Linked DNA regions of Homo sapiens: region 2 is linked to region 1. The links are chromatin loops, found by intact Hi-C in ENCODE. Cell type or tissue: psoas muscle. All regions are shown on one strand. Each heading gives the region's core, and the rest is flanking DNA. Links, peaks and the distances in the headings are about the cores only.

Region 1 (10,339 bases), core at 1,232-3,731:
AGACTGGGCCACAGAGCGAGACTCCATCTCAAAAAAAAGAAAAAAAAAAAAAAGAAAGAAAGAAATGTCCAGGTCCGGGGTGATAAGTGCTACAGAGAAAATAAAGCAGAGTGAAGTGGATGGAACTGGGGGTTAGAGGGGTGGGAAGATGTCTCAGAAAAGCTGATTTAGAGCAGAGACCTGAAGCAAGTGACTGAGCCAGGAATTTATTTATTCATTTATTTATTTTGGAGAGAGAGCCTCACTCTGTCGCCCAGGCTGGAGTGCAGTGGCGCCTGACTCACTGCACCCTCCACCTCCCAAAGTCAAGCAATTCTCCTGCCTCAGCCTCCTGAGTAGCTGGGATTACAGGTGCCTGCCACCAGGCCTGGCTAATTTTTTTGTATTTTTAGTAGAGATGGGGTTTCACCGTGTTGGCCAGGCTGGTCTTGAACTCCTGACCTCAAGTGATCCACCTATCTCAGCCTCCCAAAGTGCTGGAATTACAGGTGTGAGCCACCACACCCAGCCTATTTATTTTTTTTATTTTTATTTTTATTTATTTATTTATTTATTTTTGAGATGGAGTCTCGCTCTGTGGCCCAGACTGGAGGTGCAATGGCGTGATCTCAGCTTACTGCAACCTCCACCTCCTGGGTTCAAGCAATTCTCCTGCCTCAGCCTCCCAAGTAGCTGGGATTACAGGCACATGCCACCATGCCTGGCTAATTTTTGTATTTTCAGTAGAGATGGGGTTTCACCATGTTGGCCAGGCTGCTCTCGAACTCCTGAGCTCATGTGATCCACCCGCCTCGGGCTCCCAAAGTGATGGGATTACAGGCGTGAGCCACCGCTCCTGGCCAAGCCAGCCTTGAGGGTACCAAGGTGGACCATTGCAAGAAGATGAGACAGTGAGTACAAAGGCCCTGTAGTGGGAACATGCCTGGTGTTTCTAAGAAACAGCAAAGACATCAATATTGAGTGTGTGGAGTGTGACAGAAGATGATGTCTGGGAGGATGCCTGAGACCAGGTTATATAAGGCCTTGTCGGCCCTTGTGAGGCCTTTTGTTTTACTCTGAGTGAGGTGGGAGCCATCGAAGGTATTAGGCAGAGAGGACATAATTTTACTCATGTCTTTTTTTGTTTTTTTTTTGAATCAGGGTCTCACTTTGTCACCCAGGCTGGAGTGCAGTGGCTCCATCTCGGCTTACTGAAACCTCAGCCTCCCTGTTTCAAGCAATCCTCCTGCCTCAACCCCGCGAGTAGCAGGATTACAGGCATGCACCACCACACCTGGCTAACTTTTGTATTGTTAGTAGAGACGAGGTTTCGCCATGTTACCCAGGCTGGTCTGGAACGCCTGAGTTCAAGCAATCCACCCGCCTCAGCCTCCCAAAGTACTAGGATTACAGGGGTGAGCCCCACCGCCTGGCCTACTCATTCATGTCTTCAATGATCATTATGGTGGCTGCATTAAGAATAGGCTGTTAGCTACTCGGGAGGTTGAGGCAGGTGGATTGTTTGAGGACAGGAGTTCGACACTGCACTCCAGCCTGTGAGAACCGATCTCTAAAAATAAAAATTTAAATTAAAAAACTTAGGCTGTTAAAATAATGTGGACATGGAAAACAGCCAGTTTCTCAGAAAGTTAAACAGAATTAACACATGACCCAGCAATTACACTCCTAGGTGTATACCTGGGAATTAAAAACTGGTATTCAAATACTTGTACATGGATGTTCATAACAGCATTATTCACAATAGCTAAAAGGTGGAAACAACCCAAATGTCCATAAATCTATGAGCAGATAAGGCCAGGTGCAGTGGCATGCCTGTAATCTCAGCACTTTGGGAGGCCGGGGCAGGCGGATCACCTGAGGTCAGACGTTCGAGACCAGCGTGGCCAACATGGCAAAACCATATTAGTCTCTACTAAAAATACAAAATTAGCCAGGCATGGAGGCGCATGCCTGTAATCCCAGCTACTCAGGAGGCTGAGGCAGGAGAATTGCTTGAACCCGGGAGGCGGAGGTTGCGGCAAGCCAATATCGCGCTACTGCACTCGAGCCTGGGCAACAGAGCAAGACTCCATCTCAAAAACAAAAGAAAAAGAGAAAAGAAATGAAGTGCTGATAGATGCTACAACATGGATAATAAACCTTGAAAACATGATGCTAAGTGAAAGAAGACAAACACAAAAGGTCACATAGTGTATGATTCCATTTATATGAAGTGTCCAGAAGAGGCAAGTCCACAGAGACAGAAAATAGTGTTGTGGTGCCAGAGGCTGGGGGAAGGAGCGAATGGGTAATCACTGTTTAATGGGTGTGAGGTCTCCTTTGGGGGGTGATGAAATGTTTTGGAACTAGATGGAGGTGATGATTGCACAACATTATGAACGTACTAAATGCCACTGAATTGCTCACTTTAAAATGGTTAATTTTCTGTTAATGTGAATTTCACCTCAATAAAAAAAGAATTTAAGCAACAGATTAAAAAATCATTAGAATGAGAGGTGATGGTGGCTTCCACGAGGGTGGTGATGGCGGAGGTGGTGAGAAGTGGTTAGAATCTATTCTGAAGGTAGAGCTGACAGAATCTGCTGATGGATTGAGTGTCGGGAGGAAGAGAAAGAGAGGAGTCAAAAATGATTCTAAGGGTCCTGGAGTGCAGTGGCGCGACCTCGGCTCACTGCAACCTCCGCCTCCCGGGTTCAAGCGATTCTCCTGCCTCTGCCTCCCGAGTAGCTGGGATTACAGGTACCCGCCACCACGCCTGGCTAATTTTTTGCATTTTTAGTAGAAATAGGGTTTCACCATGTTGGCCAGGCTGGTCTTGAACTCCTGACCATAGGTGTTCCACCCGCCTCAGCCTCCCAAAGTGCTGGAATTATAGGCGTGAGCCACCGCGCCCGGCCAACTCTAAGGTTTTTGATCTGAAAAGATGCCAAGATGAGGTTTCCACGTATTGAGATTAGGTGAATTGCAGGTATAGGGAGACAGGAGGAGAATGTGAATCAGAAATTTGGTTTTGGAAGTGTTGAGGTACCCAGTAGACTTCCCAGTGGAAATATTGAGAGGACAGGTGAATATGAGTCTGAGTTCAGGGATAAGATCCAACCTAGACTGATTGATGTGGGAGTCCATCACCAAAAGAGTGAGTGAAGAGAGAAAGGAGAAGAGAATCCAGAACTGAGCCCTACAGCCCTCCAATGTTTAAAGACTCCAAGGACGGGCAAGACTGCAGAGGAGCCAATGGGCCAGAAGGGAAGTCTTGAGAGTGGAGTGTCCTGGAACCTGAGGGAGAAAATAAACCAAGGAGGAAGGCATGACTGTCAACAAGGAGGGAGCTCAAGTAATATGAGGACAGGCCACTGGACAACGGGACTGAGCCACATAGGGGTCATTGGTAACATCACCAAGAGCTGATTTGGAGCTGGGCACAGTGGCTTGCACCTGCCATTCCAGCTATTTGGGAGGCTGAGGAGGGAGGATCACTTGAGCCTAGGAGTTCGAGACCAGCCTGGGAAACATAGGGAGACTCTGTCTCTACAAAACATTTTAAAAATAGCCAGACATGGTAGCACATGCCTGTAGTCTCGGCTACTCACGAGGCTGAGGCAGGAGGATCAGTTGGCCCCAGGAGTTCAGGACCAGCCTGAGAAAAAAAAAAAAAAAAAACAGCTGATTTGGCAAAGTCACAGATTTGGGAGGAAAAGGAATCAGAGACACAAGATGAGTACAAATACCTCTGAGGATTGTGTTGTTTTATTTTATTTTATTATGTTATTTTTTGAGACAGAGTCTCACTTGGTTGCCCAGGCTGGAGTGCAGTGGCACGATCTCGGTTCACTGCAACCTCCACCACCCGGGTTCAAGCAATCCTCCTGCCTCAGCCTCCCGAGTAGTTGGGATTACAGGTGCCGGCCACCACGCCCAGCTAATCTTTGTATTTTTAGTAGAGATGGGGTTTTGCCCATGTTGGCCAGGCTGGTCTTGAACTCCTGGCCTCAAGTGATGTACCCGTCTTGGCTTCCCAAAGTGCTGAAATTACAGGCATGAGCCACCATGCCCAGTCTCTGAGGATTGTATTATAAAGAGCAGCAGAACATTGAAGCTAGAGTCAGACACGGAGTTTAAAAAGCAGAGGCCCAGCGTGGTGGCTCACGCCTGTAATCCTAGCACTTTGGGAGGCTGAGGCAGGCAGATCACAAAGTCAGGAGTTCGAGACCAGCCTGGCCAACATAGTGAAACCCCGTCTCTACTAAAAATACAAATAGAAATACTACTACTACTACTAATAATAATAATAATAATAAAATTAGCCAGGCATGGTGGTGTGTGTCTGTAATCCTAGCTACTCGGGAGGCTGAGGCAGGAGAATCGCATGAACCCAGGAGGTGGAGGTTTCAGTAAGCTGAGATCGCACCACTGCATTCCAGCCCAGGCAACAGTACAAGATTCCATCTCAAAGAAAAAAAGAAAGAAAGAAAGAGAGAGAGAAAGAGAGAAAGAAAGAAAGAAAGAAAGAAAGAAAGAAAGAAAGAAAGAAAGAAAGAAAGAAAGTAAGAAAGAAAGAAAGAAAGAAAGAAAGAAAGAAAGAAAGAAAGAAAAAGAAAAAGCAGGTTTGTATTAGAATGTGCTTTGATGCCAATGAGAATGCTCGAGGAGATACCGGAGAATTGATGGTGCAGGAGAGAAAGCAGAGGCTTGCTTGACTGATGTCCCTGAGTAGGCGAGAGAGAAGGGGACCAAGTGTACACATGTAGAAGTTGGCCTTGGCTGAGAGTGTTTCTGCAGTTAACAGGAGAGAGGAAAACAATAGTCACAGGTAGGTGGGTAGATGTGTTGAAAACCTGCGTAAGGGCCGGGTGCGGTGCTCATGCCTGTAATCCCAGCACTTTGGGAGGCCGAGGTTGGTGGATCAAAGGTCAGGAGATCAAGACCATCCTGATCAACATGGTAAAACCCCGTCTCTACTAAAAAAAAAAAAAAAAAAAAAAAATACAAGAATTAGCTGGGTGTGGTGGCATGCACTTGTAGTCCCAGCTACTTAGCAGGCCAAGGCAGGAGAATCACTTGAAGCCGGGAGGCGGAGGTTGCAGTAAGCCGAGATTGCACCACTGCACTCCAGCCTGGGAGATAAAGCAAGACTCCATTAAAAACAAAAAACAAAAAACAAAACAAAACCAAAAAAAAAACAAGAAAATCTGAGGAAGTTTCCTGATGGCTTCTCTTCTCTCCAGGAACTAAGAACAGGGTCAAGGGTGAGGGTGAGGATGGAGAGGAGGTGGGCAAGGTTGGAGGAGGGAACCACAGGTAGGAAATAGATTCCCAGGAGGGTGGGAGAGTGAATAGACAGGACTGAGGTTGGCAGGCAGTCCCCAGCCCCCAGGTGAGTAATCGTGAAATTGTGGTGAGCTCAGTCTCACCACTGTATTATGTGTTTTTCTCCGGCCACGTTCAGCAGATGCAGGTGCAGAGTAGGAAAGAGCTGGGTGACAGCCGTGTACCCTGCAGAAGTGCTGCTCTTGGGGATTCTCATAAAAACCTGCCTGTTGGCCGGGCATGGTGGCTCATGCCTTTAATCCCAACACTTTGGGAGGACCACTTGAGGTCAGGAGTTTGAGTCCAGCCTGGCCAATATTGCAAAACCCTGTCTCTACTGAAAATACAAAAATTAGATGGACATGGTGGTGCACACCTGTAGTCCCAGCTACTTGGGAGGCTGAAGCAGGAGCATCGCTGGAACCCTGGAGGCAGAGGTTGCAGCGAGCCAAGATTGCACCACTGTACTATAGCCTGGGCGACAGAGCAAAACGCTGTCTCAAAATAAATAAATAAATAAAGAATCTGGCTGTGATGATTATGGTTATAAATGCTTTGATGTGGTAAACAGAGGGGCTCTGGAAAGGAGAGGGACCATGAGTCTTACCCGAACCTTTTACAGATGCGGTAACAACCCACTGAGGTCCCTTTCAGGTTTTATACGCTCTAAAATGATGTTTTTCTCCCAAATGCAACATGCAATTATTATTATGCTCGGAAAATGTCCCAATAGCTCAACCCATTATGAAATTTGTGGAGGAGGTGCAGTGGTTCATGCCTGTAATTCCAGCACTTTGAGAGGCTGAGGCAGTCAGATCACTTGAGCCCAGGAGTTCAAGACCAGCCTGGGCAACATAGTGAGACCCTATCTCTACTAAAAATAAAAAAAATTAGCTGGGTGTGGTGGTGTGTGCCTGTAGTCCCAGCTACTCAGGAGGCTGCTGCAAGAGGATGTTTTGAACCGGGGAGGTTGAGGCTGCAGTGAGCTATGATTATGCGTGCCACACTGCACTCCAGCCTGGGCAACAGAGCAAGCCCTCGTCTCGAAAAAAGAAATTTGCAGAGGCAATCAGCAAACGTTCCCCAAGCCCTTCTGGACTGCCCTGCCTGAGTATCACAGGTGGGATGATACAGAATATTTGTGAAGCCCTGTGTGTTTTTCCTGCATAGGCTCATTGAGAGGCAGTGAGATGGTCAGTTAGCCTGTCTGCCTGGATTTCAATTCCAGCTCTGCTTCTTGCAGTCAACTTCTTCATGTGTCAGTTTTCTCCTCTATAAAATGGGGGCGATAGCAGCAGCAGGGACCTCCCAGAGCTTTTAGAGGAAATAAGTGAGTAAATGTATACAGAGTTTAGCACAGCACACGCCGTGTAGTAAACACATAATAAACCGTGGCTATTATCATTCACTGAATCGTCATAACAGTTTAGAAGGGATGTGCTATTATGATTCCTTTTCTACTGTGACAGCAATTAAAATATTAAAGTGTTTGGCCCAGGCATGGTGGCTCAGGCCTGTAATCCCAACACTTTGGGAGGCCAAGGTAGGTGCATTGCATGAGCTCAGGAGTTTGAGACCAGCCTGGGCAACATGACGAAACCCCGACTCTACAAAAAATACAAAAATTAGACAAGTGTGGTGGCCCATGCCTGTGGTCCCAGCTACTCAGGAGGCTGAGTTGAGAGGATTACTTGAGCCAAGGAGGTTGAGGCTGCCGTGAGCTGAGATTGCACCACTGCACTCCAGCCTCGGCAACAGAGCGAGACCCTGTCTCCAAACTATTATATATATATATATGTGTGTGTATATATACATATGTGTGTGTGTGTATGTGGATATATATATAATGTACATATATAATATTGAAGGGTTCATATTGAAAGCCTTATATACACACACACATTAGTTTGTGGTAACTCTGGGTAGAGATGAAGACCGAGGAAACCTGAAGAAGCTAAGCTGATCTACATAAGAAAGTATCAAGGCCGGGCGCTGTGGCTCAGGCCTGTAATCCCAGCACTTCAGGAGGCCGAGGCGCATGGATCACTTGAGGTCAGGAGATCGAGATCAGCCTGGCCAACCTGGTGAAGCCCCATCTCTACTAAAAATACAAAAACATTAGCTAGGCGTGGCTACCCCAGCTACCTGGGAGGCTGAGGTAGGAGAATCACATGAACCCAGGAAGCAGAGATTGCAGTGAGCTGAGAGCACACCACTGCACTCCAGCCAGGGTGACAGAGCGAGACTCCGTCTTAAAAAAAAGAAAGGGCTGGGCGCGGTGGCTCACGCCTGTAATCCCAGCATTTTGGGAGGCCAAGGCGGGCGGATCATGAGGTCAGGAGATCGAGATCATCCTGGCTAACACGGTGAAACCCCGTCTCTACTAAAACTACAAAAAATTAGCCGGGCACGGTGGCGGGCGCCTGTAGTCCCAGCTACTCGGGAGGCTGAGGCAGGAGAATGGCGTGAAACCGGGAGGCAGAGTTTGCAGTGAGCCGAGATCCCACCACTGCACTCCAGCCAGGGCAATAGAGTGAGACTCCGTCTCAAAAAAAAAAAAAAAAAAAGGAAAAAAAGTATCAAAGCAATACATTCATTCTCTGACATCCAACAGATTGGCAAAAATTAGACAGTCTAAGAACATCAAGTTCTGGAGGAATATATGCAAGAATGGATCATTTGCCATGGATGGTAGGAGGCCAAAGAGGTGCATCCCTTCTGGCGAACAATCCAGCAATACTTTAAGAAATTAAATGTGAGGATGCCTGATGACCCAATTATCACACTGTCCAACAGGCCCTTAAATGAGATTTGTATGAGGATGTCCATTGGAGTGCAATTTAGGCAGCAAGGAGTTGGAAAGAAGTAGATGTCCATCATTAGGGTTGGAGAAGTAGAATATGGAATACACAGTGGAATACTACACAGCAATGTAAAAGAGGGAGAAACTAACATCAGTGTATTGCTCAGTAAATGCCCAATGCTGAATGCTTTAAGATATCAGCTTGGGCTGGGAGCGGTGACTGATGCCTGTAATCCCAGCACTTTGGGAGACCGAGGTGGTTGGATCACGAGGTCAGGAGTTCAAGACCAGCCTGGCCAACATGGTGAAACCCCGTCTCTACTAAAAATACAAAAATTAGCGGGGCGTGGTGGCGCATGCCTGTAATCCCAGCTCCTTGGAAGGCTGAGGCAGGATAATTGCTTGAACCCAGGAAGCAGAGGTTGCAGTCAGCCGAGATCGTGCCACTGCACTCCAGCCTGGGCGACAGAGCAAGACTCCATCTCAGAAAAAAAAAAAAAAAGGATATCAGCTTGCACTTTAGCAAGTCAAGCCAGGAGGATCGCTGGAGCCCAGGACCTTCCAGCATAAGGAGTTACCCTCTACTCAATTCCTTGTTCCTGCCTTTGCAAAACTCACTGTTCTACTGTTTCCCAGTGGGTTTCAAGACCAAATAAGTACCAGAGTTTGAAGCTGCAGTGAGCTATGATGGCACCACTGCATTCCAACCTGGGTGACAGAGCAATATTCCATCTCTAAAAAACAAACAAAAAACCAGCTTGCAACAATCCTATGAGAAAGTGACCATTATTTAACAACTTTCATCTTACAAATGGAGAAACTGAAGCCCAGAGAGGTTAAGTAACTTGCCCAAGGTCATTCATCCAATAAGCAGTGAGGATGGAACTTGAACCGGGGCAGACTCTGGCACTCATCTCCAGCTAGAAATAAGCATAGCCACCCAGAGAGCTCTCAAAAAGAAGAAAGAAAGAAAGAGAATGAGGTTTGTAGCTTAACAACGACTCTACAAATTTAAAACACACATACAGCGCCGGGCACGGTGGCTCACGCCTGTAATCCCAGCACTTTGGGGGGCCGAGGAGGGTGGATCATGAGGTCAGAAGATCGAGACCATCCTGTAAATGGTGAAACCCCATCTCTACTAAAAATACAAAAAATTAGCTGGGCGTGGTGGCGGGCGCCTGTCGTCCCAGCTACTAGGGAGCCTGAGGCGGGAGGATGGCATGAACCCAGGAGGTGGAGCTTGCAGTGAGCCAAGATCGCGCCACTGCACTCCAGCCTGGGCGACAGAGCGAGACTCCATCTCAAAAAAAAAAAAAAAAAAAAACACCACACACACCCACATACAGCAAAACTAACTGCAAGGATACACAGGGATCTTGATAAAAGAATAGAAAGATTGGAAGGCCAAAAATTAAGCACATAAGAGTGGGTGCCTGTGGGGGGACAGATGAAGGGGAGAAATTACTAAAATTAAATGTAACTGAAGATGATTGCATAGAATCAGCATAAGTCTACGCACTTGCAGTTCTAAATCAGGGAAGCATCGAGATCCCCAGGGAGGGAGAGGACCATGGGGTGGGGAGGCGTTGCAGCTGAGGGAGGGGGACATGTGAGAAAGAGAGGCAGCTGGTGAAGCAGTTAAAAGAATGGCCCCTGTAGCCAGGCTGCCAGGGTTCAAAGCCCAGCTCTCTCACAGTTCCACTGGGGTTTTTTGTTTGTTTGTTTGTTTTGTTTTGTTTTCTTTTTTAAGATGGAGTCTCGCTCTGTCGCCTAGGCTGGAGTGCAGTGGCACGATCTCGACTCACTGCAACATCCACCTCCTGGGTTCAAGTGATTCTCTTGCCTCAGCCTCCCGAGTAGCTGGGACTACAGGCGCGTGCCACCATGCCCAGTTAATTTTTGTATTTTTTAGTAGAAACGGGGTTTCACCATGTTGGCCAGGCTGGCCTCGAACTCCTGACCTTGTGATCCACCCGCCTTGGCCTCCCAAAGTGCTGGGATTACAGGTGTGAGCCACCACAGCCGACCCATTCGTACTATTTGTAGTCATAAGAGACACACAGAAAGTGCCTTCGTCTTCCACAACCTAAGCCAAGAAATAGAGCAATACAGATTGTTCCTCAAGGTTCTTACAGAAATCACCCACACGCACACTTTTTTTTGAGACAGGCTCTTGTTCTGTCACCCAGGCTGCAGTGCGAGTGGTGTCATCAAGGCTCACTGCAG
Region 2 (10,339 bases), core at 3,708-6,207, 890 kb after region 1:
TCCTGCCCAGAGCCAGGCCCAGTGCCACGTGGTCTGGGGCACTGGGGAATACAGTGGCACCAAACCCAACCCACCACTGCCTAGTGATGCTTCCAGTCCAGGGCAAGAGTATCAGCAGGCCCGCAGATAAGCAGATCGCTGGCCACCTGACGGGGAGCCCATTAGGAGGGCCAGGAAGGAAGGGTTTGCTGGCACCTGAAAGATTAGTGAGAGCCACCTGTGTGCGTAGGTGGGGCCGGTCTTCCAGGACAGGATGTGGGGAGCTGCCTGCGTGTTCTAGGACTGAAAGGAAGCCACGATGGCTTGAACCCAGCAAGAGCATGGCAAGGTGATCTCGGTCGTGGCCGGCGATGGTGGCAAGAGCCAGGTTATACCTGGGCTTCCTAACCTGTTGCAGGGACACTAGATCAGAGGGAAAGGCAGCAGGGAGGTCACAAGTGTGATGTGAAACAGGAATAGCAAAGTCTGCTTTTTCAAGAATGCTGTGGCTGCTAGGTGGGGAGCGGGTTGGAGAGGGAGCAGGAGAGCCATTGGGAGGCCCCTCCACCTGGCATGGCAGGGACAGCAAAGTGGAGGCAAAACAGGCGCTGGTTGGCAAGGAATGAAGGAATGAATGCAGGAAAAAAGGACTCAGTGAACGAAATCTTCCTTCCCCACACCCCATGCTCCCTGACTGTCCTGAGCCCCAGTGCCTGGGTTACAAAGGCTTTGCGGCACCCGGCCTGGGTGCTCATAAGCAACCCCACTTTGCCCGGAGTCCTTAAGGTTCCTGGAGGCGTTCAGTGGTTCCACCCCTCCCAGGAGCCAGATGGACAGGATGCAGCCCTCTGCAGCACTGGTCCAGGGAGGGGAGATGGGCCCGAACAAATAACAACAGAGCGAGGAGGCGCCATGGGAACCCAGACGAGCGGAGCAGAGCTTTGTCCGGGGATTAGAGAAGGCCTTGCCCAGAAGGCAGCACGGGAGGGGGAGTTGGTCAGGAAGGGCAGGGGACTATCGAGGGGTGTGCTGGGCAAAGGCGCCTGCGTCTAGGCGTGGGAGGGGTAACGGGAATTGGTCAGGAAGGGCAGGGGACTAGCGAGGGGCGTGCTAGGCAGAGGCGCCTGTGTCTAGGAGGCTGGGCGTTCTGTGGGAAAGGCCTCCCACACCAGGCCCACGGGTGTGGACTTTGTCCTGTAGTTACAGTGGAGCCCTGGGGGCTTTCTGAAACAGGACAGAGGATCAGAACCATTCAAGCTGCCGGGCTATAACTCAGCTCCTCCTCTACTACCTGTGTGGCCTTGGCACCTCTGTGAGCCTGTTTCCTCCTCCAAGATTAACGATGCATGTAAAGAGCTTAGCCCTGTTAAGCGCTCCATAAATGGGAGCTTTGAGTACCATCACCTCCATCACCACCACCAGGAGGCATGACCCCTGCAGAGAGTCACTTCCCTGCGGCTCGCTTTCACCTTTTGGCAGCCCCACTCTCCCACCCTCCCTCCCTGTTGTCCTGGGGAACCAAGCGAGTTCAGCTGTGACAGTGCTTTGCTTTGCAAAAGGGAAGACTGCACAGGACGCGAGCAGTTCTCCACTACATCGCTGACAGCAGCTGGTGAGAGCCTCGGAGACCGTGGAGAGAGGGAGGGGTGGGTGTGAAGGTGGCACACGAGTCCGACCCCGGCGGGTCCCAAGCGCCAGCTTGCTAGAGGAGCCCGCCCACCTAACCAGGGAACACATTCCCAGCTGGAACCCAACCAGCCCTGAGGGGAGCATCCGACTGCAGGGCTCCCGACCCAGGCTTCCGCTGCGAAGTGAGATGGGCGCTGGGCAAGTCACATGAGCTGTGCGGATGTCAGCAGACACTTCCAAACCTCCACCCCCACCTTGAGGCAACCGCTCAGTACCAGCTGCCTAGAGGAAGGGAAGGGGTGAGAACAACTTCTGAGTGCCTACTGTGTACCTCCATCCACCACCAATTCATCCAGTGTGAGACCCTGCGGAGGGCCAGGCACCATGGAGGGTGCTGGGGACACAGGTGAGCCAAGACAAAGATGGGTCCTGCCTTCATGGACCTTCCTACTTAATGTACGAAACATAGCCAAGCATGACGGATCTCTCGAATTCCTTTTGGCACCCAGCCTCTGAACCACCTTCTTGCAATTAGGGAAGCCCCTCCACATCTCCCACCTCCTCTTAGCTGAAACAGCAGACCCCAGCCTCCTGTGTGGCTCCAGCCCAGGAGCCTGACGTGGGCTCAGCCCTGGAGGTGCTGTGGCGGCTATGTAACAGGAGCGGCATCAGCTCCACACTTGATGCAGGGTGTGCTCCTGCTGGCGTGGGCCCCAGGCCTGGCTCTCTGGTCTTCCCAGAGAGTCTAAAAACTTTGAGAGAGTCCTCATCTGGCAAAATGGCTTCACAAATGGGGAAAGTGGTCCAGGGAGGTCAAGGGACTTGCCCAAGGCCACACAGCCCAAGTGTGGAGGAGCCGAAATCACACTCAGGCAGATGATCCTACCCGCTGGTCATCTAGCCCCACCTGCCTAACCCTTACAGCCGGGGGAGGCAGGAACCAGTCAAGTTCAAGGCAGTGACCACCTCACTCAACTTTCCCATGTCCTCATGAGCGCCTGCAACAGCCAGCTACTGTTCCAGCTGCTTTCCAAGTAGAGGCTAATTTAATCCTCAATCCCCATACAAATGGGGACACTGAGGCAAAGAAGCTGGGTGATTTGCCCAAGGGCAGAGCTGGGACTGGCACCCAGGGGGCTCCCGTGCTGCCTCTCAGGTTACTGCCATTTCACAAACATGGAACGAGGCCCGCTGCGGGCTCCAGAGTCTCCTCCTGGAACCCTTGGGCCAGACGTGTTTTAGAATCAGAATTTTCTGGATTTTATAAGACTGATCAGACACCGATATTGCGCTAAGCCACCAGAGGGGTTTGGGATGGTCTGTAGAGTTTTCTGGATCTGGGTACTGTGAGACCTGAAGGGACTGTGGAGGTGAAGTCACTGGAGAGGTCACCGGACTTCACAGCCCACACGCCTCCCACAGCCCATGCAGGGGCAGGATGTCCCAAGCAGGCCAAGGACACGCTGGCTGGGGGAGCACGAGGGAAGGGACTCAGATCCAAGGAGAGAAGGGAAGGGGAATAACAGTCACCTCAGAGGTGCTATGGGAAACAGTGGCATCGGCAAACCTGCTGGTGGAGGGGAGGACTCAGAGGAATCTGATGAAGAAGTCAATGAAGTCAAGTGTCAGCTATCAGCCAATATGAGGCTACGCCAAGCCTACAGCCTCCGGGCTCCTGGCTCACGGCCCCTCCCTGGCCTCCCTGTCTCAGTCTCACCCTATTCATGTCACCTCCACACAGGATTCTGTTAAAAACACCCACCATGCCCCTCCTTTTTCTTTTGAGACAGGGTCTCACTCTGTCACATAGGCTGGAGGGCAGTGGTGTGATCACAGCTCACTAAAGCCTCGACCTCCTGGACTCAAGTGATCCTTCCACCTCAGCCTCCTGAGTAGCTGGGACTATAGGCACATGCCACCATGCCCGGCTGATTTTTGTATTTTTTGTAGAGACAAGGTCTCGTCATGTTGCCAAGGCTGGTCTTAAACTCCTGGGCTTAAGTGATCTTCCCGCCTGGAGCTCCTGAAGTGCTGGGATGACAGGCGTGAGCCCCCCATGCCCAGCCCAGGCCCCTTCTTAAGCCCTCTGGGGCTCCCTGCTAGCACAGCCCATAAGGCCCCACACAGCAGTCTCTCCTGCCTCCTCCAGCCTCACCTCTGACCAGCCTGCCTCTACCTCAACTAAGTCTGGCTTTTTTCTGTTCTTCAGACATACCAGGCTGGTTCTCTCTGCCTTCCACCCCTGGTGCACTCCTCCCACTGCTCCTCACCTGGCTTACTGCTGGATTTCCTTGGTGACGTCCTTTCTAGGAAGCTGCCTCTGCCCTGCCCTCCTGCACACCCTGTGGACCCTCCCTAATCTGAGTCCTCAGAAGCCTGGTTTGCTGAGAATTCTTTACTGTGTGTCTCCCTCACTTGACTGTGACCCCCACAGAAGCATGGACTGGGCCTGTCTTCTGCCCTGACTCGTAACACGTGGCACGGCCACACCATGCTGAATGCATGACTGGTTACGGGGTCACCAAGTCACTCACGCAGCAAGAATATATTGAGCGCCTATCACATACCAGACACTGAGTAGCACAGGAAGAACACGTCCCAGAGGCCAAGGGTCAGAACAGCAGGCAATGCTGAGGACAGAGGAGCAGCACAAATCTCCAGGGACTCAAGCTGTCCACGAACCACAGTGACCCCCTCCTGCGTGCCCACCAAGGCTGGGCCCTTACCCCACCTGTTTCTGTTTCTCCTCCCTGCCACAACACCGCAAAGCCAGCACTGTTGCCTCTATTTTATAAACGATTCTGGGTTATAGATGAAGAGACCGTATGGCACGTTGCACCGAATGCGTCCAAGCACTCAGCCGCCGCACAGGGGTTATTACTGCGCAGGCTTCGGCGCCAGGCTGGCTGCCTGGATTTGAATCCCAGCTCCACCACTTACCCACTGTGTGACCTCAGGAAAATTACTTTACCTCTATGGGCTCCATTTCCTCATCTACAAATTGGGGCAAACGGCACCTACCTCCTGGGGTGGCTGTGATATCTAAATGCGATAATACACAAAAGGCACTGAGACCAGTGCCTGGTACAGGCACATGGAAGGCAATGACTGGTGATGACTAAGGTCAGCCAGAAGGCAAGAATTTAACCCACCTGCCCCCATGCCCTACTGCAGCAGGTGGCCGGCTCAGCTTGAATTTCTGCAGTATTTCAATGCTCACCTGTTAATTTGCTCCAAAAAAGGCTTTGAGGTCAATGCCAGCCACCCCTGAACTGAGGTCTGAAGGCAGGCTTGGGACTGAGTGATGGATGGCGGAGCAAAGCACACAGACAGCCAAGCGAGGTTGTCAGAACCACCTGGGGAGCTTTTGTAAAAACAGGTTTCTGGCCTCCGTGCTCAGTGACTGCTCCAGCTGCAGTCCGTCCAACACAGGGCATTTGGCCCCACGGTTCTTAATCCTCTTGGAGTCGGATGCCTGTGAAGGTTCGCAGAGCCCCAGTACTCGCTCCCAGAAACAAGTGCACACGCACTCCCGCTGACGCACTGAAGGCTGGTTACCGAGTGCCAGCTGGGGGCCAGCTTCGCGTGCTCTTCCGGGAGTCAGAATGGGTGCTAAAGCCTGTCTGTAGGTCCCTGAGAAAGAGTCCTCGTCCTGGCACCAACTGGATTAACTACCACAAAAAAAGTTTCCTGTAAATCCCACCATGGGGTGTTTGATCCCAGGAAAACACCCCAGTCCTTCGGACATGTGTCCCGTGCCCGAGCCCTCCTGTGTGCTAGACTAGGGTCACAGAGGTGACTCATACACAGTCTTTGCCCTTGAAGGGGGAAATAGATGCGAGCACAGATAATCACAGGCACAAAGAATCAGGCGGCCCAACTGCATGTACAGGCACGGAGAGCGGCGAGTCACAGTGTGCAAAGGGCCTGGGAGGGCAGAGGACAGGCACCAGCACAATACCACCACTAACCTGATCATGCTCCAACAGGGCAGGGGGCTGGGGTGGTGGAGCCCCCGCTCCAGAGGAGACTCAGGCTCAGGGAGGAGCTGCAACTTGTCCAAAGTCATCAGCCAGAGTAGGCAGAAGCTGGAACTAACATGGCCAGTGTGGAATCTTGGTACCCCTGCTGCCTCTTCTACTAGTGGGCTGAGACAGGCTGATTTAGTTTTAGCTCAGAGAGATTGGACAAATTGTCCACGGTCACACAGCTTGGCAGAGACAGAGTCAGGCCTGGAGGTCAGGGACTGCTGGGGCACCCAGCCTGGAGGAGTGGGCCTCTGAGGGAAAGCAGGGACGCTGACGTGGGACACTATAGGGGAAAGAGGAGTACAAATACACAACACGGGCAGGAAACAGAAACAAAATGTTAGGGCTATAGGTGGGGGCAGAGGAGTGGTGATGACAGGAATAACAAGGGAGGCATTTGCTGGGCATTTACTATGGATCAGGCACTGTGTTATCTCACTTAATCCTCCCAATCACCCTATGAGGACATACTGCTGCATTTTAGACACAGAAAAATCGAGGCAGAGAGAACAATCGCCAAAGTCACGTGGCTGCTCAGTGGCAGGGTCTACTTGCCAACTCCAGCAGCAGGAGGTGGAGCTGGGCCCAGACGGAAATCTGAGCAGATGCATCAAAGCACCCGCCTCGACCCTGTTCCCTACTCCCCAGCAGCTCCACCACGAATGCTGAAGCAAGCCGATTCTCTAACCTGGGGCCTCTTTCCACCACTGACAGATGCATGTCTACCTGTCCAGCCTGCTTTTAGGACTGAATCTGCAGCACGGGTTTCAATAGCCAACAGTATGGCATTTCCATGCCCTAAGATCCGCATTTAAGAACACCCTGCCCCCACCCCTCCCGCTGCCTTCCAAAGCTCAGGTGGCCAGAGATGGTAGCATGCTTGGGCCCCCTCACCCTGCCCTGCAGACACCTTGACTTCATGCAAGTAGCTTCCTAGTGGGCAAACCCCCAACGCACACACACTGGAGGACTGATGGTCAGGGAGCAGGGAGTGAGTCACCGGCAGGACTGGAGGAGGGGAGATGAGTCTCCCGGACTGTGGCTGGTGTCATGTGCTCTCATCACAAGTCCCTCTCACATGCCTATCTTTCCAACCCCACAGAGTTCAGCTGGGACTGAGGAGACCAGCCGAGCCTCAGGTCATTCCTGCAGTTTGGCCTGATGGGTTCCTTGTGTAAGTCTGGCCTTGGCCTTCAGAAGAGCTGAAGGGTCTGCCACAACATGATGGGGTGCAGTGCAGCCGGCTAGCTCGCTCCCCACGGGCACCCACGTGCCCAGCCTGGCAGTGCTGAAGCGGCCTCTTTCACTCACGATTCCCAGCCTGCCTCCTCCCCGAGCTTCCCTGCCCATCTACACACACCTGGCTGTGGCTTGCTGAGGAGACCTGCCCCCAGCAGGTTCACCCTATCCTCTGACATCCTGGTGGTCTGCAGGGCAGGGATCACTGGCCCTGTTTCACAGGTGAGGAAACACAATGCTCTGCAAGAACCCATGCTTGCCAGAGGCCACAGAGCACACTGCTGCCCCACTGGCATCCCCACGCCAGGCTGCTCAGGCCCCTGACATTCAGCTACATGTCACTCTGCTAGGTGGCTCTCAGACACCACCAGGCCTCACGGGCCCACAGGCGCTCATTCAACAACTGAGTGTCCTTGAGGAAAGCGGAGAAGAGGATGGACTTCGGCCTCTGCTCTCCCATTCCAGCGCGGGAGAGAGACCACCACCAAGAAAACAAGCACACAACAGAAGAACATCAGATGGCCATTCACGTAATGAGGAAACAGCAGCCCCAGCAGGCGGAACCCCACTGTGGGAGATGGGAATCCGGATAAGCCTGGGCAGGCTCGAGACCCTCCCTCACAATCCCCCTCCTCCAGATCACCTCATCTCCAGGAATCCCCAAACCCTGGGCCCCTGCAGGGCCTGAGGGAGCGCTCACCCTCAGGTAGACACCCCCCACAGCTCCCACCCAGCTGGGCCACCACTGTAGCCCCAGGGGTGAGGCTCTGCTGAAGGAGACCCCTGCACTGGGGTGCCCCCAGTGCTGCTTCCTCCTCACCCAGGGGCGCTCCTCCATCCCCTGGCCTAGGCAGCGCTCCATCTCTAGCACGGCACAACAGCTTCCGGATAACTGAGTCTCCCCCCTTCAGACCTGTCAGCTCTTCTGTTACCCCTTGGCCTTGGGGTCACGCCACCCTTCCACTAGATCCACAGCTCAAATGACACCCCCTGTCCCTCCCCACAGCTTATGAGATTGATGCCAACAAATCTCCTACCTCTGTTCCAAGACCAAGCAACCCCTCCCTGCAGTCCTCCAGCCCCAGACCCTCTGGGCCTCTCACTTGGGCCTCCCCTTAGACCCACTTTCTGTACCACGATTCCTCTTCACCCTGGCGAACCCTCCACCTCCCACAGCCCCATGGCCAGTGAACCACTCCATCGTCCTCCCCAGCATGGAGCCTAACCCCTGCTCCTTGCTGTTCCCAGGCCCTTGGGTTTTCTGTCCTGCAAATCCCTTTGTCCAAACTCACCAACTTCACCAATGACCCCTCCCCTGCCCAGGCCCAAGATCATCCAACTCCTCACTGCCAAGCCAACTCCTCAAGCCCTCTTCCCAAACAGGATGGACCAATTCTTCCAGTCCAGTCCATGTCATCACCTCTGCAGCTCAGACGCACGGACTCCTCGAGAGTGTGAGTCCCAACCAGACCTTACTGCCCCTCTCTCAACCGCTGGAATGAGAGACTCCCCCAGCCTGGAGAGTGTTACCCACTCTACCCCTTACCCAGGACAGACCAACCGGCACCCCTCCTCTAAACTCCTCCCAGCCAGGCTCCAACTGCCCCTCTTTTCTTGACAGATAGCCTTCTGCCTCTCCAGTTCTTTCACTGCCTCTTCAAGACTGCACGTGAAAACAAACAAACAAACAAAAAACAAATCTGCCTGGATGACAGCTGCTATTTATGTGGCAGAAATTTATGAGGACTATCTTACTTCATCTTCACAACTACCCCATGGTAAAAATTAGCACCTCCATTTGCAGAGAAAGAAACAGAGGCTTGGAGAGGAAAAGTGGCTTACTGAATGAAAGCCAAACCTGTTCTGGGAATCTGCAGACCAGAAACTTTACCCCCCAAAGCCCAATCTGTGCCAGACTCTCTTGCTGCCCTCACCCCTGACCCTTCAGCCCACAAACTGACCATCTTCCCCCTCGCACCTCACTCCAGGCCCACGCATTGACTGCCATCTCTCCCCTCTCCTGGAAGCCTCTGAAGCAGCCACATCCAGGCCCCACCCCATGCATGAACTCCTCCACACCAGCCCAAGATGACCAACACTGTCTTAATAACAATGACTGCCATCGAGAACACTCACCCTGGCCAATTCCTTTCCATATGTGACTTCATCCAGTCCTCTCCTAAATTCCGTGGCAAGAGTATTGCCACCTACTTCACAGATGGGAAGACTGAGGCTCAGGAGTTAGGTAACCAGCCCGAGGTCTCAAAGGATCTGACCTGGAGCCTCTGCTCTTGAAACACCCTGCTCTGCCTCTCCAGGTCTTTCCCCTTCCTGCTCTGGACTGGATATCACGCAATAGCCAGGGGGCATTCTGACTGTGCCCGGGTCCCAAACTAACCACCTATCCCTGGGGCCTAGAGCCCAAGGACTTGGCTGGCTCCTAGTGCCAAAACTCTTTTTTTTTTTTTTTTTTTTAAGACCGGGTCTCTGTCACCCAAGCTGGAGTTCAGTGGCGCAATCACAGTTCACTGCACTATCGACCTCCTGGGCTCAAATGATCCTCCCACTTCAGCCTCCTGAGTTGCTGGGACTACAGGCGTGCACCACCACACCTGGCTAATTTTCGTATATTTTGCAGAGACGCGGTTTCACCTTGTTGCCCAAGCTGGTCTTGAACTCCTGGGCTCAGGTGATCTGCCCACCTTGGCCTGACAAAGTGCTGGGGTTGCAGGCATGAACCATGGCGTCCGGCCCAAAAGTCTTAATTTAACCACTGCCTCTTTAAGAATAACTAGCCAGCCGGGCACGGTGGCTCATGCCGGTAATCCCAGCACTTTGGAAGGCTTAAGTGGGCAGATCACCTGAGGTCGGGAGTTCGAGACCAGCCTGGCCAACATGGTGAAACCCCCAACTCTACTAAAAATACAAACATTTTTAGCCAGGTGTGATGACAGGTGCCTGTAATCCCAGATACTGAGGAGGCTGAGGCAGGAGAATTGGCCTGGGCGACAGAGGGAGACTCCGTCTAAAAAATTATAATAAGTAGCCAAACTGTCATTCATGATGGACTCCCTGTGTGTTCAGTTTCCAGTTACCATGTTTCCCACCCTCACATCAAAGCCACCAATTCCTCCATTGTCCACAGACTGGCAATAGTTTCTCCCCTTGCCCAGGGCCGGCAGATCAGCTTCTACAGAACCACGGCCACCACAGCCAGTCTGATCCCTCACTTCATGGGCTCCACCCCAGGAGAACTGACAGACTTCTCCAGCACAAAATGGACTCAACACTGCCCTGCATGTCCCAAGCGACTTTCCACTTTCCCAGCCCTATGGCTCCAACACACTCCTTTCAGCTCCAACACTGACCTGACCCTCTCCAGTGCGCTGGCCCTCTCTCCCAACACTTCAAGTAGCCAACTTTTTCATCTCTCTCACCTGCTACTGGCCAGCAACTCCAATTTC

The links. Hi-C counts contacts between places; a loop is a spot of excess contacts. Peaks named below come from ENCODE experiments on the same cell type or tissue, not always from the same donor. Only the 100,000 strongest peaks of a DNase experiment are listed, where the experiment ranks them.
Region 2: it touches region 1 in a loop (7-fold over the local background); 1 of 110 quality-filtered maps calls a loop at or near these places.

Annotation. Positions count from the first base shown.
Region 1 is chr19:45,982,505-45,992,843 of GRCh38, reverse strand. No RefSeq gene overlaps it. Among named protein-coding and RNA genes, the nearest start is that of CCDC61, 7.8 kb to the left of the region's middle. In psoas muscle, for the core only: no CTCF peak of the experiment used is centred there; a DNase peak (open chromatin) is centred at 2,253; H3K27me3 peaks cover 755 bases.
Region 2 is chr19:45,094,770-45,105,108 of GRCh38, reverse strand. The region is part of intron 1 of PPP1R37 (protein phosphatase 1 regulatory subunit 37); the gene reads right to left. Among named protein-coding and RNA genes, the nearest start is that of PPP1R37, 6.8 kb to the right of the region's middle. RefSeq lists enhancers at 4,617-5,204, 6,383-6,972, 6,973-7,561. In psoas muscle, for the core only: no CTCF peak of the experiment used is centred there; DNase peaks (open chromatin) are centred at 5,098 and 5,434; H3K4me3 peaks cover 1,630 bases; H3K27ac peaks cover 2,500 bases.